Linked DNA regions of Homo sapiens: region 1 is linked to region 2. A link is a loop called in an ENCODE intact Hi-C map of the cell type or tissue named here. Cell type or tissue: CD4-positive, alpha-beta T cell. All regions are shown on one strand.

Region 1 (8,000 bases), 1.2 Mb after region 2:
CTTGAACCAAGAATTATGATTAATACAATTTTGTGCATGTGAGGTTCTTTCTAATATATGAACGAAACCATTCTGTATATCTGTGGTCCCCTCCCCAACCAGTAAATAAATATATGCATGTTACTTAGGAACACTGTGGAATAAGGCAATTCTGTATTTAGAGCATGATATTAAGGAGATTTCATTTTTCCATTTGGGGCTGAATTTTAATTCAACAGTAGGCCACAGATTCATTACTATTTCACGGTAACTGGACATTATACATATTAATGAGGAGGAGCATTGAAAAGAGGCATGAACTCGGATCCAGGGTACTAAACTCTTGTCCTAATACTAGCATGTCCTCTGTATTTGGTATATATTAGGGGTTTCTGATCTGACCACATGCCAAGGCTGTGTCCAATTTTTCACCTCTACTTTTTCTCAAATCATGAAATGATCCAGAAATTTCAGTATTTTGGCATGGAAGCTCCATTTTCTCACACCTGCAAGTTGCATTAGCATCCTTTGTTGCCTTGTGTTTACTGATTAGTGTTTGGAATATAGCTCACCACAGATATGGAGCAAGGACAGATATGCTTTCTCCAAGATATTTACCTAAAACCAATTACAGTGTTGTTAGAATACAGTCATCACAGAGTTAAGGAGAGGAAATTATGAAGTGGCATTTTATGCATGGGCTAAGAAAGGTCAATGATCCAGGCAATTTGCTAAAGGCAAAGCAACTATTACAGGAAGAAAAACCTGGCTGAATATCACGTTAAGTCAATAAGGAGCTCTCCAGGTGGAACGGGGTAATTTGTGGAGACCTGCCTTGCTACACAGTGAGATGATGTGATACAGAATTAGAAATATTGGTATTTTCACCCAAAATGTAGAACAAGAGCATCAGAAATGGAAAAGGGCATTAAGATAATCAGCCAAAATCATCAAGAGAACAACTCAGACATGACCCTCCAGTTAAACTGATTTGTCAGGGGCAATGATTTGCCTCCATTAGTCGTGTACCAAGTCCAAGTTCATGCCGGTCAAGGAGTCAAGAGGATGCACTGAATAAAGAATCACTTTCTTGCATTTTAAAACAATCTCAGCAAAAGACTTGGCAATATTAAAGTCATACGGATAGGAAATCATCATGAATTGACATTGGTAGGAAGCAAGGGGTTGGTAGTTAGGTAACACATCCTTTAATTTCTGGTGATTTTTAGGCTCCAAGTTGATCAATATGAGACCCTGACATAAGACTGCTTTGTAAATAGAAATCTGCTTTTCAGATCTAAGTCATTATTGTGATTGTCAGTGTAATTGGGCTTCAAATTATTCAAGGGTAGGGATAATCTCTTTATATCCCTGACTAGTGCTCTCGGATACAGCATGATGGAATGGACAGCACTGGAGCTAGACTGAACTCCACTACCAGTCAGCCCTGCAACCCTGGAGAAGCCACACTCCTTCTCTGGGACTTCCTTTATATCCAAATGAGGAAACAGGATTAGATCATTCTAAGGACCCCTTCAATGTCAGCATCCTGTAACAATATAAATCAGAGGTTCTTAGCTTTTTGGAGGTCACAGAAACCATAAGAATCTGATAAAAGCCATGGACTGTTTCTTCTCAAAGAAATGCATATACCTTTCCTATCCCCAGCAACCTCATAAACAATTTCAGGGGTTACTACATTCCTAAAGTCTCCCATGAACCATGGACTCCCAGGTGGGACCCCTGATCTAAGTGATTTCTGATTATTCCTTTGCCAAGTATTTACTGAGTGCCTACTAAGCCCCAGGTCCTGCGCTAGGTAACAGGATAAGGACAATTGTCTCAGAACCTCATGGAAAAACTGACATTTTAAAATACAGAAATCAACCCATAGCTTAGTAGGAAACATTTGACAATGTATTGATGCCAACCTTAAGCAGAAATCTCAGGTATAAACCCCAGAAAGCATAAATATATTGGGAAAATGGTAGCTATTTAAATTTAATTCTTTCCAGCACATTGGACTGAACATTCATTTCCTTTGCTAAGATTTTTGCTCCCTAGTCCCAGAACCATAAAGGTTCACATTTTCACCTTGTGTGAAAAAGGATGAATAGTGGTTTTGACCAACAGACATTTCAGGATGGATTTTAGGATGGAGAGCTTTGTAGGCACTGGAGTCATTCAGAACTGGGTTTAAAACCAGGATCTGAAACACACTGGCTGTTTAACAAGGTAAACAGTTGGGCGAGTTACTTGACCTCCCTGAACCTTGGTTTCCTGATCTGTAAAATGGGAATAATAACAATGACTACCTCAATAAGGAGTTCATAAGGGTTAGTTATAGTTAAGATATATAAAGCCAGGCCCTAGCAACCAAAAAGTACTCCATAAACGGGAACACTTTTTTCACTATTTGAATATAATATAAATTCTAGTCACACAGGGTCTGCTCACATAAGGAGTTTCTTGGGTTAAAATACGAAGACTTCATAACAGTTTTGTGATCTCAAGGGCCTTTCATCCCATCATTACAGAATTGCTACAGCTCTGTGGTGCCCTGAGCCACATGTGAATTGGTTCTTACGGAGCCCTGAACCTTCATACAGCCTTACCTGTCCGCTCTTGGCTGAAGGAGTGATTTTCATACTTGCCACTCCTTGTAGTTATGGTCACGGTGTAGAGGCGGCCTGGGGTGAGGGAGCTGAAGGAACATTCTCTGACAGACTTGGCAATGACAAGGGACTGAACCACCTTGCCGTCATGAGACAATGTTACCTCATAGTTATCCACATCTCCGGGCGCCAGCAGCCAGGAAACGCTGAGGTAGTCATTACGACCGGAATTGTTCACCGTTACTCCACTCACACTGGAAGGGACTGTGATTTTGAAAGGTGGGGGGCGGGGGGGGGGGGGAAGGGGGATTCAAAAAGAAAGACACAGTCAAAAGTTTGAGTCGTCTATTGCAGTCAGCACAAACCGTGGACTCACTCAGGAGATCTAATCTGATTATATAAGAGGTCAAGGAAGCGTGAGGATTTCACTCAGCTTCCAGAAGCTGAGTGTTCTTACATCAGAAAACTAATCAAAATAAAAATGTCCGGAGGCCTTTGGGATGCCTCGTAAATACAAGGATGCCACTACTGCATTTTTATGGGGTTGCTGTTTGTAAAGCATTTCAAGTGGAGACATCCTTATACAATGTTTTAGAAGGTTCCCTGTAAGAAAGGGAACAAATATTTCAACAATCTAAATGAATCAACTTGAACCAAACTTACCAATAAAGCAAAAATGTTTGAGTGGAAAGGGGAAGAATACGATAGCTTTTCTAAAGACCTTAAACTGGGATAGCTTCAATTTTTTTGTGATGAAGTTATTCATTCCTGGGAAGTAATAGCTAACACAACCAGAGGGACCGTTTTCCCTTTGCAAGGCATTTCCTGCCCTCTAGTGGTAAGAAATAAGCCTAAAAACCTATCTTGGAAGTAAGAAGTCTGGAAGCTGGACCAACCAAGGGCAGAGAGAACTGTTATGGCGATAATGGGTTTTCTGATGTCAACTATAATCATTTGCTTATATGAATTGGGGATTAGTGTCACAAACGTTTACTGAGAACCTACTATTTGCCAGGTATACAAAAATGAAAAACGCATGAATGTCTTCAAGAAGTTCTCTGGTTGGAGGTATAGTCAGCAAATTAGTAATTGCAGTATTGAGTAAAAGTTGAACCACATATCAGAAATAGGTGCCCATTAAATAGTACTGCCATAAATGAATATAGGGTTAAAATATTACAGTATATATGAACTACACTACTGTTTTAATCATTAGTTGATTAACTTAACAGTTTCATATGATTGTCAATATCAGTACATCACTTATAATGGACAGGATTTGGCTAGATGACTTCTGAGAATCCTTCTAATGTAATATGTTCGGACTTTGTGAATTAAGCCCCAAAGCATACCTTATACTTAAAAGCACTTATCCATCACTAAAAATTATAAACTGCATTCTAGTGAACAACTCTGGTAATGTTGATCCACATATATGGACATTTCCTAGATATAAAGTTGAACTTTTTAGCCAGAAGATTTATATATTGGTACATCTCTTCCTTCCTTTTCTTTCCTTCTTTTCTTCCTTTTTGCTTTCTTTCCTTCCTTTCTTCTGCCATCCAACCATCTATACATCCTTTAGTTGCTCTCAAAAGCAACTCATTATGCTTGTTTTTAAAAACTGCTGGAAATATTTGCAACTACTAACATTTTATTAGAAAAGACACAATTATCAAAAGTTTTCACAGAAATATGATTCACATGTTTAAGAAAAAATAGATACAAAATTTGTTTTTGCTTTAGGATGAGCATTTTCCCAGATTAGAATTAGATTTGTTAAGTATATCTAATATCTTTAATTTTAAATATTCTGCCATCTTATCTGGGCTGGGAGGGTTTATTTATATGTTTCAACTCAGTGGAAACAGGTGAAATATAAGAATACCTTTCAAAATTATTTCAATATTGACTAATGTTTCAGCAATTTGAGGAGATGATAAGGATTATCAAGGCCTTACCCACTGAATTCTTTACAATTGACTGTGTACAAAATTTACTAAAAGAGGCACCTTTCAAAATCCCTATTATTGTGCTTTACAGGAGTCTCCCATTTTCCCCTTTATCGTGATAATGTGCACTCTTCATATGTTTGAGTAAAATAACTCGTGCTCAATTTATTCATATTTGATTCTCTCCTCAAAACTTTATGACCATTCTTCAAATAATTTCTTGTCCCTTTTTCCCTTTTTTGAATGCTTCTATTATATAATATGGGTCAAATACTTGTACCTTTATTCTAATTAAAATATAAATAAAAATATAAATTAAAAAATAAAAATAATTTTAAGTCCCACTTACTTAAAGTACACAGTTATTTCAAGAGATAGCACAGACTAGACTATTTTAGTAGCTCACAATAAGTTGGACAATCCTTGTGGTATATAAAATGAGAATCAACCTGTGTGGCAGAATATGGTTCCCCGACCATTTCCTTTTCCTCTTGACACACAGCTAGACTGCATTTCTCAGGCTCCCAGGCAGTCAGATGTAGCCATGTAACTGAGTTCTGGCCAGTGGAATGTGGGTGGAAGTGAAATGCCTACTCCCAAGTCTGATGAGTTGTACCCCTCCCCAACCTCCATTCTCTGGAGAAATGGGGAGAGCTCTGAGGACCTACAGCAAAGAAGAGCCACTGATAGTAGGAGACTGTATCCCAACCAATAGAGGCATCCAATCATGAACACCCACATTATACAGTGTCTAAGCATGAATTAAATCAGTCTAATGTGACTGATACAACTGCAAATCACTGGGAAATGAATGCAAGGTCGTCCTCCACTCCTCTCCTCAGCTTTATTATTTCTCCTTCCCTATTCTGACACCCAGGGTAGGAGTGAATTATTGTGTGTGGATTAAAACACAGAAGCTTAGGGAAATAAGTTAATGGCAGAGCTAGGACCAAAACCTAGGCCTCCTGATTTCCATGCTAAGCTTTTCAGCTACCTACCCCCAAGTATGCTACACCAATGGATGGTGCCAAGAACCATTAAAAGAAAGGAAAGAAAATATCAGGGAGAAAGATGCAGGTGACAGGCCGGGCGCAGTGGCTCACACCTGTGATCCCAGCCCTTTGGGAGGCCGAGGCAGGCAGATCACGAGGTCAGGAGATCGAGACCATCCTGGCCAACAAGCTGAAACCCTGTTTCTACTAAAAGTACAAAAATTAGCTGGGCGTGGTGGTGCGTGCCTGTAATCCCAGCTACTCGGGAGACTGAGACAGGAGAATCGCTTGAACCAGGGAGTCGGAGGTTGCAGTGAGCCAAGATCGTGCCACTGCACTCCAGCCTGGCGACAAAATGAGACTCCATCTCAAAAAAAAAAAAAAAAAAAAGAAACATGCAAGTGACAATGTCAGCTGTCATAGAATGAGGGAAATGGGCATACACCAGTGAATTTCTACCAAGACTATGAAACATCTTCTCAGTGACTTCATTGTTCTTCTGGGAGAGTTAATGAAGTTAATGTCCTCTGGGTTCATTAAGTAGATGAGATTCATGATTTTGGAAAGAGATGCATCTATGATGCCTGCAGCTGATAAACAGAATTTGAGTGTTGAGGATGCAGAAGGAGAAGCCTGAAATCCAACTTAAAATAATTATATAAAATTAAGTAGACAAGGTCCCACTAATAATTATCAAAGCTTCTATTGGGTTTATGTAATTTTTTTCTAAGAAATGAACATACATTTTATATATCATATATATTAATTTTTTATGTTCTTTCATTGTATTACATAGAAAATTCTATGTAATTTCTTCCTCGGTGCCATGGCTCCCTGACATACATGACCATAATGACACTTATTTGTTTACTTAGCTTTCTAACAGGGAGCTATTAAGGTCAAGAAAAATTGTTTAGATAGCATATTAAGCACTTGTTTAACGTTGCTTATGAAAATATATGAGACCTGAAAATTAGATCAACTCCACCTCTAACCATATTAATTGGAGATCATTTTCTTTTTATGTCTTGCAAACCAAGAATATATAAGAGTGAAAGATGCTTTCTTTGGGAGGTTTGTTTTGTTTTTTATCCATTATTGTTTACCTTAACTGGAACATAAACATTTCAAAGGAAATCAACTGAATAGGGGGATAAGTCTAGACATCGAGTGAGGAGTTCTTACATGTTCATTGGAGATGTTAAAATATTCAGCCAGGAGTGGTGGCTCACGCCTGTAATCCCAGAACTTTGGGAGGCCGAGGCGGGTGGATCACCTGAGGTCAGGAGTTCGAGAGCAGCCTGACCAACGTGGAGAAACCCTGTCTCTACTAAAAATACAAAGTTAGCAGGGCGTGGTGGCACACGCCTGTAATCCCAGCTACTCGGGAGACTGAGGCAGGAGAATTGCTGAACCCAGGAGGCGGAGGTTGCGGTGAGCCGAGATCACGCCATCGCACTCCAGCCTGAGCAACCAGAGCGAAATTCCGTCTCAAAAAAAAAAAAAAAAATCAGAATTTATTCTCTCTTGCCATCACCCATCGCCCAATTTCCATTCCATATACCTTCTGGATGGCTAGCTTTTGTGAAACTTAGCTTTTGTAAAGGCCAGGGATGAGTCTGATTTTAGGATATTTCTATAATATTCTGATTAGGGGTCTCATGTACTCAGATCTTAGTTAAGTCACAGACACATATCTCTACTTCTTACCTGTTCTTCCCTCCACAACCACTTGTCGGGAAGAGATCCCTCCACTCACTGTTGTTACCACCACGGAGTACAGGCTGCCGGACTTGAGAGAGTGGAAGCTGTATCTGCTGGTCTCACTGGAGATGCTTTCATTTTTAATGACCACATTTTCATGGATCAGTAAGACTTGGTAAAATTCTACGTCTCCTTGTGCCTGGGTCCAGTTAGTAAACAGACTACTGGTCATTCCTTGGTTGGCCACATGCAAGTCAGTCACTTGGGCAGGCACTAAAACAGTAGACAGAAGAAAAAACAAATGACACTTAGTCACCTTAAGAAAGTGTAAGAAAAATGAGTCAAAAAATGGAGACAGACTTGAAAGTACTAAAAATAATTTTTGTGTTGTTGCTATAGACTCTCAGTTCTATTTCCTGTGGCATATGGAGAACTACTCCTCTAGAGAGGCTCTAGTACTTTGAAAAAGCTGCTTATATAGGGAATCAAAATTATTTAAGATCCAAAGATGAGATGATGCATGCTTATTAAGTGGTTTTGATTTTAAATTTTAGATAATGAAGGCTGCTATTTTTGAAAACTGCTTAGTTAATGTGATTTTATCTGTCCTTACCCCATGAGAATTCAAAGCTATCTAATCTACCTGAGCCAATGATTGTTATGGGGTGGTATTGGGAATTCCCTTCAGTCTGTTGATTATGGTCTAGCAAACTGATTAGTTCTATACTGGCACATTCTTAAAGGGGCTGTTATTATAC
Region 2 (8,000 bases):
TGGCGCAATCTCGGCTCACTGCAACCTCCACCTCCCGGGTTCACGCCATTCTCCTGCCTCAGCCTCCCGAGTAGCTGGGATTACGGGCGCCCGCCACCACGCCCGGCTAATTTTTTGTATTTTTAGTAGAGACAGGGTTTCACCGTGTTAGCCAGGATGGTCTCGATCTCCTGACCTTGTGATCCACCCACCTCGGCCTCCCAAAGTGCTGGGATTACAGGCGTGAGCCACTGCGCCCGGCCACATTCAGTTCTTATCAAAGAAATAACCCAGACTTAATCTTGAATGATACGATTATGCCCAATATTAAGTAAAAAATATAAGAAAAGGTTATCTTAAATAGATCTTAGGCAAAATACCAGCTGATGAAGGCATCTGATGCCTTCATCTGTTCAGTCATCTCCAAAAACAGTAAAAATAACCACTTTTTGTTGGGCAATATGAAATTTTTAAAGGAGTAGAATACCAAATGATAGAAACAGACTGCCTGAATTGAGAATTTTGATTTCTTAAAGTGTGTTTCTTTCTAAATTGCTGTTCCTTAATTTGATTAATTTAATTCATGTATTATGATTAAATCTGAGGCAGATGAGCTTACAAGTATTGAAATAATTACTAATTAATCACAAATGTGAAGTTATGCATGATGTAAAAAATACAAACATTCTAATTAAAGGCTTTGCAACACATGCCTTGTCTGTTTTTATTTAGACTCCTATAGTGTCTCTGAAGAAAAGAATACAGATATTTGAAAAAATATGATTTGGTGCTCTTAATATCTCTTATATCGTCACTTACCTCACTTAAATAGTCAGATATTGCTGGAGAAAAATTCACAAGCATGCTGACAGGTCTCACTTTAAATTCATAACCATAAATCTCAAATGAGCCCTCAAGTCTGCCTGACCATTTTAGTTACTTCTCTACAATCCTTCCATTTTTATGTCCCTAGTCTCCAAAATGACTGTTACTATTTTACTTTTCCTCTTCTCTCTTCAAAGCCTCAAGACACACATTCAGCCTCCTCCTCTGCCCCCTTATCCTCCACCCTCCTCTGCTCTCAGCAGATAACCTGGCCTCATATTACACTTCTAAAACAAAAGCAACTTCATACCAAGCTTTCCCTTCTACATCCCAAAGCAGCAGTCATACCTTCCCACAGGCCCATCCTTCCTTCCTTCCCTCCTATTATCAGGATGAAGAGCCTCTGCTCCTGCCAACAGCACTGACTCCACATGCAGTTTCCCTCCCATCCCTCTCACTACTCCAAGTCAGGCTGTTTCCTGCATCCCTAGTTTGTCCCTTTTAGCTGGATCACCTCCATCATTCTACAGTCTGCCCTAGTAACCTTCCATCTTACAACAAATACTCCACTGACCCTACATAATCCTCCAACTGCAACTCCATTCTCTGCTCCCTTTACAGCAAGACTTCTGGGGAAGTATGTCTGTACTTACCAACTCCATGACCTCACCTCCCAGTGTCTTTTCAACCCTCTCTAATCTGGCTTCTATCCTCACCCAGCTGAAACTGCTCCTCCAGGATTTCTCCCATGATTCCTCAGTGCTAATTCCAGTGATCATCTTGTTCATCTCAGCAGCATTTGACAAAGTGAACCGCTTCATACTTTTAGCAGTTTTTTAATCCCTTGGCTTTTCCTTATTTACATCCTACCTCACTGACTGTTCTTTCTCAGTCCTTCTTGCTCACTCTTTCTCTGCTATTTAATTTCTAAATGTGAGAGTGCCTCAGGGCTCAAGTCTATAATAATTTTATATACTACATATTTTACTTATTTGTCTCTTCTCACCAAAATATAACTTCCAAAATGACAGAGGTTTTTCCACTTTTTAAAAAAACATTGAAATAAACTCAATCTTTTAAAAAATATAAAAGTACTGTACAAAGATCTTTTATTTTTCAGAACTGTTTTGAGAGTAAATAGCCAACATGATACCCAATGGCCCTGATTACATCAGTGTGTAATTCCTATAAAGACATTCTCCTGCATAAAACCTCAAAACAATTATCCAAATTAGGAAATTAACACTGATACATTACTACCACCTAGTCATCAGATTCCACTCAATTTCATCGATTGTCCCAATAAGACCTTCATAACAAAAGCATCTAATTCAGAATCATATTGTATTTGGTTGTCATGTTTTTTAAGTCTCTTTGAATCTGGATTATTTCCTCAGTTGTTTCTTTCTGGACTTTTTATGACCTTGCCACTTTTGAAGACCACAGACTAGTTATGTTATAGAATGTACCTAAGGTTTTTCTGGTGTTCTCTCGATTCCATTAAGTTATGCATCTTTGGTAGGAATACCACAGAAGTGATGTTCTCACTGCATCCTTTCAGGTGGCATTCAGTTTTTGCAGTTTTGATTTGCCCCATTATTGATGATGTTCACTTGGATCACTTGATTAAGGTGAGGCCTGCAAGCCATCTTCACTGTAAAGTATTTGGGGAGGAGGTGCCTTGAGACTACTGCTCATCAAATTTTCAGTTTGTTTGTTTATTTATTTAGAGGCAGGATTTCACTCTGTCGCCTAGGCTGGAGTGCAGTGGCGCGATCTCAGCTCACTGCAACCTCTGCCTCCCAGGCTTATGCAATCCTCCCGCGTCAGCCTCCTGAGTAGCTGGGACTACTCGCACGCGTTACCATGCCTGGCTAATTTTTGTATTTTTAGTAGAGATGGGGTTTTGCCATGTTGCCCAGGCTTGTCTGGAACTCCTGAGCTCAAGCAATCTGCCTGCCTTGGCCTCCCAGGTGCTGGATTACAGGTGTGAACCACCGTGCCTGGTCATGCATTTATTTATTATATCAGTATGGACCCATGGCTTCTATTTTATTCAAATCATAAGGAGTTATAGTCCATTACTATTATTTATTTTGATGTTCACACTGTCCTCGATTTGGCCAGTGAGCCCCTGCAAGTTGTCTTCTGTGCCATTTCGACATATTTCCATCATTCTTCAAGCACTTTCTTGTTTTCTGGCACAAGATATTCTAAGGCTCACCTTGTTCCTTCCTTGCTTCCAAAAATGGAAAAGGCATTTCTCCAAGGAGCCCTGATTCCTCAAAGTGCATAATAGTATTAAAAAAACAGGATCTGGGCACTAGGGTATCACTGTTTCCAGGCCCTATCAGTGAACAGAGCTGGAAGATATATGTATTTACACTATATTTATCTCTATATCTATCTATTTATATTGAAAATCATGAATCCACACCAATATCTCCAATTCTAATCTCACACCACAGGATTCACTCTAGTTTTCTTCTTTCGCATGTTTTAACTCTCTTCTCTGACAGTAAGTAACTTAGCATCCATTATACTCATTATCCTTAAAATGTATCCTTAGTACATTTACGTATTTGATGGGTTTGCCTGTATGTAACCAATTCCCCAACTCTGCCCAAGTGCTCTCCACTCAGGCTCTGACATCCCTCAGTGGGTTGCTTCCTTCCCCAACACCTGGACACCCTCCTTACCATGATACATCTCTGATTTTATAATATGCTGAACCACTGTCCTGATAGGAAGAATAGAAATTTTTCACTCATTCCACTTCTGTATTCTAAACACCTAGAAGAGTGACTGGAACATGGTACATGCTCAATCAATATCAGTTGATCGAATAAATCTCTTGCTGATTATTTAGTATGTTCCCTCCAAACTGAACATTCTAAGCTTTTTGTTTTTGAGACGGAGTCTCGCTCTGTCACCCAGGCTGGACTGCAGTGGCGCGATCTCAGCTCACTGCAACGTCCGCCTCCTGGGTTCAAGCGATTCTCCTGCCTCAGCCTCCCGAGTAGTTGGGACTACAGGTACTCGCCACCACGCCTAGCTCATTTTTGTATTTTTAGTAGAGAGGGGGTTTCACCATGTCAGGAGATCGATCTCCTGACCTCGTAATCCGCCCGCCTTGGCCTCCCAAAGTGCTGGGATTACAGGCGCGAGCCACCGCGCCCAGCCTTTTTTTTTTTTTTTTTTTTTTTTTAATTAACTCTTCAAGGCCACATGATTCCAGTACAACCGCTTGCGGGGTTCCAAGCCACTTCTTGGCTATGTAAATGCAGCACATAGACTAGCCATGTGAGGGCAGCAGAGGGCCACTACATAGGTGCAACCTTTGGCTTCAAAATTCTTGGACCATTCTGACGTGATTAAACTAAAAACGAATGAGTTTATGCATATCGAGATACCCTGAGGTGTACAAAGGATGAGTCAAGGTAGCGGAGAGAGAGTTGAAGAGTGACAGCTGAGAAACAGAGATAGGACATGTCCAAGAAGTGCCAGGATAACCCAACAACACAGGCTGATTGAGGAAACTGCCAGAGATTAGACAAAGTAGACTGAAGAGGGAAAGCAATGTTTGTTGGAGATTTTGCTTTAGTTTTTGATAAATATTTCTTAGTCATACCAATTGTTTTAAATATAATTACGCCCCCAAACCAAATTTCTACTCTTATTCTGGCAACAGAATAAAAATCAATATCAATGTTTGATCATTTTCAAAGAAACTCAGTTCCTATCTTGGTTGAAATGCAGTGACATCCATATGACAATTGAGCTCTTCATGTGGCACTAATATAACTAAGCCCTGAGCACATCCCTTGCACTTCTATTTAGTGAAGTCTTTTAAAAAGTATTTTCTTTACAGTTGTTAAGTGGAATTACTAAAAATTACAATCAGCAGTATTTTCTACTCTTTTAGCTTATTTTTTAAAATATTTATCTCCATGCTTTTCAATATTACACCTATATTGCTTCTTCTTGATTTTTCCATTTTAAGATACTGACTTCCTACTATGGAAGTTAAAGATTAAGCTCTATTTCCTCCTCCTCCATCCCCATCAAGCATAGTACCCTTCTCCAAAGCCCATCCTTCTAAATGTAATTCTTTTTTTGAGGGGGAGGGGGGATCAATACTCAGTTTTTTTTTGTTTTGTTTTTTTTTTTTTTTTGAGACGGAGTCTTGCTCTGTCACCCAGGCTGGAGTGCAGTGGTGCGATCTCGGCTCAAGGCAAGCTCCGCCTCCCGGGTTCACGCCATTCTTCTGCCTCAGCCTCCCAAGCAGCTGGGACTACAGGCGCCCACCACCACGCTCGGCTAATTTTTTTGTATTTTTAGTAGAGACGGGTTTTCACCGTGTTAGCCAGGATGGTCTCGATCTCCTGACCTCGTGATCCGCCCACCTTGGCCTCCCAAAGTGCTGGGATTACAGGCGTGAGCCACCGCGCCCGGCCAATACTCAGTATTTATGTAACAATAAATACAATTACTTTCCTTTCTTGCACAAGATTTTGTTTTCCCTAGAATTAATAGCTGCATAATTCTTACAGCCGCTTAGTTTTCTGTGTACCTGTCATGAGTTAAACTCCAAACTCTCGGTCAAATCTCCTCTTGATTCAACGCCAGCTGGAATTTTGTCAATCCCATCCTTCTGAAGCAGTGTCTCCCAAAGATTTCTGACCGAATCTAATCTAGATGCGTTGCCGTCTATGCCTATACACAGCTATTGTTCCCGGAGCTCTTTCAGTATCATCTTGGGATCTTACTATTTTCTGTGTTTGTTATTTATTGTATTTCCTGCATTTCATAATTTCCTCCTTCTTGGCTTATTCCCTCATTTTGGTGGATCAGATCTACAGGATCTTCCTGGAGGTACTGAGAAAGGTAAGATAGGTACTATTTTTTGTGTGTAGTGATTTAGCACATCTGAAACTCTATTCTATTCACACACTAGATTGGTAGTTGGATGAGTATTGAAGACTAAATCGGAAGTAATTTTCCCTCAGAGTTTTGAAGACAGTGCCGTATGGCTTCCTAGATTCTAACTGAGCAATCTGAAGCCACTCTGATTCTATAGTCTGTATAACCTGGAAGGGTGTGGGATCTCTTTTTCCTCGATGTTCAGAAAATTCACAATGATATGCCTTGACGTGGATGCTTTAATATTTGTGCTGGGTGCTTAGTAGGATCTTTCAGTGTGGAAACTCATCTCCTTAACATCTGGACAACTTTTTGAAGTCATTTATTATTTCCTGCCTTTCATTTTTTTTTTGGTTTGGAACTCCTGCACTGGTCCTGTGATGTGACTGCAGCCGCCAGGCGCGTGCGCAGTGTACACTGCGTGCGCATACGCGAGCCCGTTGCGCCTGCGCGCGGTGCGGCCGTCGCCCCTCTTTTCGCGGCGTTCTCCACCTGCGCGGGCCTGAATGGCCTTCAGGAGCACAGTCGGCCTGAGGAGTTGACGGTTACTCACCGCCGTGAGCCCAAGTAACTCGCCCTCCTTCGGCTAGAAACCCTCCGCCTGGGCCCGCGCGACAGGAGCGCGGTCTCTGAGGGGAGCGGCGACCCCGCCAGCCCCGGTCTCTTTCCCTGGCGGCGGCGGCTTCTTCCGTGGGACAATATGTTCAAGAGAATGGCCGAATTTGGGCCTGACTCCGGCGGGAGAGTAAAGGTCAGTGCCCGGACCGCCCCTCTTCCGGGGTGGCTCTCCCGCCTCGGTTCCTCCCTGCGCGGCGCGGGGAGGGCCCACTGGGTTTCCTTTCGCGCCTTTTCTCCTCGGGTTTGAACCGTGGTTTCAGGTTGGAGAGCGAGTCAGAGCCATTGAGCGAAAAACCGGCGTTCATTGGGCCCCAACTTCCTCGCGTCACTGCCAACTCCCACCCCCGCCAAAAAACAAACAGATAAATGGTGGCTTGGGGAAACCCGGACGTGGCTGCCAAGGAAACGGGCGACTCCGAGGGCTGGGAAAGCTCAGCTTGGTGCACATTCGCTGCCAATCTAGGTTATTGGTGAAGCGGTGACGCCACCCTCCTGGTGTGAGGATAACAATAACTGTAGCAAACAGTCGCTGAGCGCTTACCCGCAGTATTTCCAAGTGCGGTAACTGAGACACCGAGGCATACGAAAGCTAAGAAAATTTGCTGGAGTTCATGGTGTTCACAAAGCCTCAAAGCAAGAGCATAACACTGTGCCTGGCACATGGGGAACATTCAGTAAATGTCAACTTCTTTTGTTTTTGATGAAATTACCATAGACCCTAGCGTAATGTTTGACATTGTAATATTTATTTCCCTCACACAGCCCCTGGCACGTTAATTTTTTTTTTTTTTTGAGACGAAGTGTCTGTCTTGTTGCCCAGGCTGGAGCGCAATGGCACGATCTCGGCTCACTGCAACCTCGGCCTCCCAAAGTGCTGGGATTACAGGCGTGAGCCACCGCGCCCAGCCGTGGTTCATTCTTTTTAAAGAAAAATTTCCTTTCCTTTATAAATAAAAATCAGAAGGGGTACAAATAGTTGTTTTTATCAGGAGCCAGTGGGTCCTGCCTTAAAAATTAACGTGCAGGGCCGGGCAAGGTGGCTCACGCCTGTAATCCCAGCACTTTGGAAGGCCGAGGAGGGTGGATCACCTGAGATCAGAAGTTCAAGACCAGGCTGGTCAACATGGTGAAACCCCGTCTCTACTAAATATACAAAAATTAGCCGGGCGTGGTGGCGGGCACCTGTAATCCCAGCTACTAGAGGGGCTGAGGCAGGAAAATCGCTTGAACCCGAGAGGCGGAAGTTGCAGTGAGCTGAGATCGTGCCACTGCACTCTAGCCTGGGCGACAGAGCAAGACAATGTTTCTTTAAAAAAAAAATAGCAATAATTAGTAGGTTTTAAAATACTTATGTGTGTGTGTGTGTGTGTGTGTGTGTGTTTTGTTTTGTTTTTTTTTGAGACGGAGTTTTGCTCTTGTTGCCCAGGCTGGAGTGCACTAGCGCAATCTCGGCTCTCCGCAACCTCCACCTCCTGGATTCAAGCGATTCTCCTGCCTCCAAGCGATTCTCCTGCCTCAGCCTCCTGAATAGCTGGAATTACAGGCATGCGCCACCATGCCCAGCTAATTTTGTATTTTTAGTAGAGACGGGGGCTTCTCCGTGTTGGTCAGGCTGGTCTCGAACTCCCGACCTCGGGTGATCTGCCCGCCTCGGC

What was found. Peaks named below come from ENCODE experiments on the same cell type or tissue, not always from the same donor. Only the 100,000 strongest peaks of a DNase experiment are listed, where the experiment ranks them.
Region 1: a loop joins it to region 2, with 6 times the contacts of the local background. A loop is called at or near these places in 4 of 110 quality-filtered maps.

What each region holds. Positions count from the first base shown.
Region 1 is chr12:70,573,788-70,581,787 of GRCh38, forward strand. PTPRB (protein tyrosine phosphatase receptor type B) reads right to left here. Exons shown (of 34, transcript NM_001109754.4): 10 at 7,249-7,515; 11 at 2,595-2,858. Among named protein-coding and RNA genes, the nearest start is that of PTPRB, 60 kb to the right of the region's middle. In CD4-positive, alpha-beta T cell, CTCF peaks have their summits at 3,397 (motif pointing left) and 3,600; a DNase peak (open chromatin) is centred at 3,414.
Region 2 is chr12:69,353,546-69,361,545 of GRCh38, forward strand. LYZ (lysozyme) reads left to right here. Exons shown (of 4, transcript NM_000239.3): 4 at 1-689. It overlaps YEATS4 (YEATS domain containing 4), which reads left to right and starts at 6,198. Exons shown (of 7, transcript NM_006530.4): 1 at 6,198-6,478. The coding sequence starts at 6,428. RefSeq lists enhancers at 5,942-6,545, 6,103-6,292, 6,546-7,147 and a silencer at 6,573-6,732. In CD4-positive, alpha-beta T cell, CTCF peaks have their summits at 4,111 and 4,311; DNase peaks (open chromatin) are centred at 4,116, 6,156 and 6,686; H3K4me3 peaks cover 1,570 bases; H3K27ac peaks cover 1,562 bases.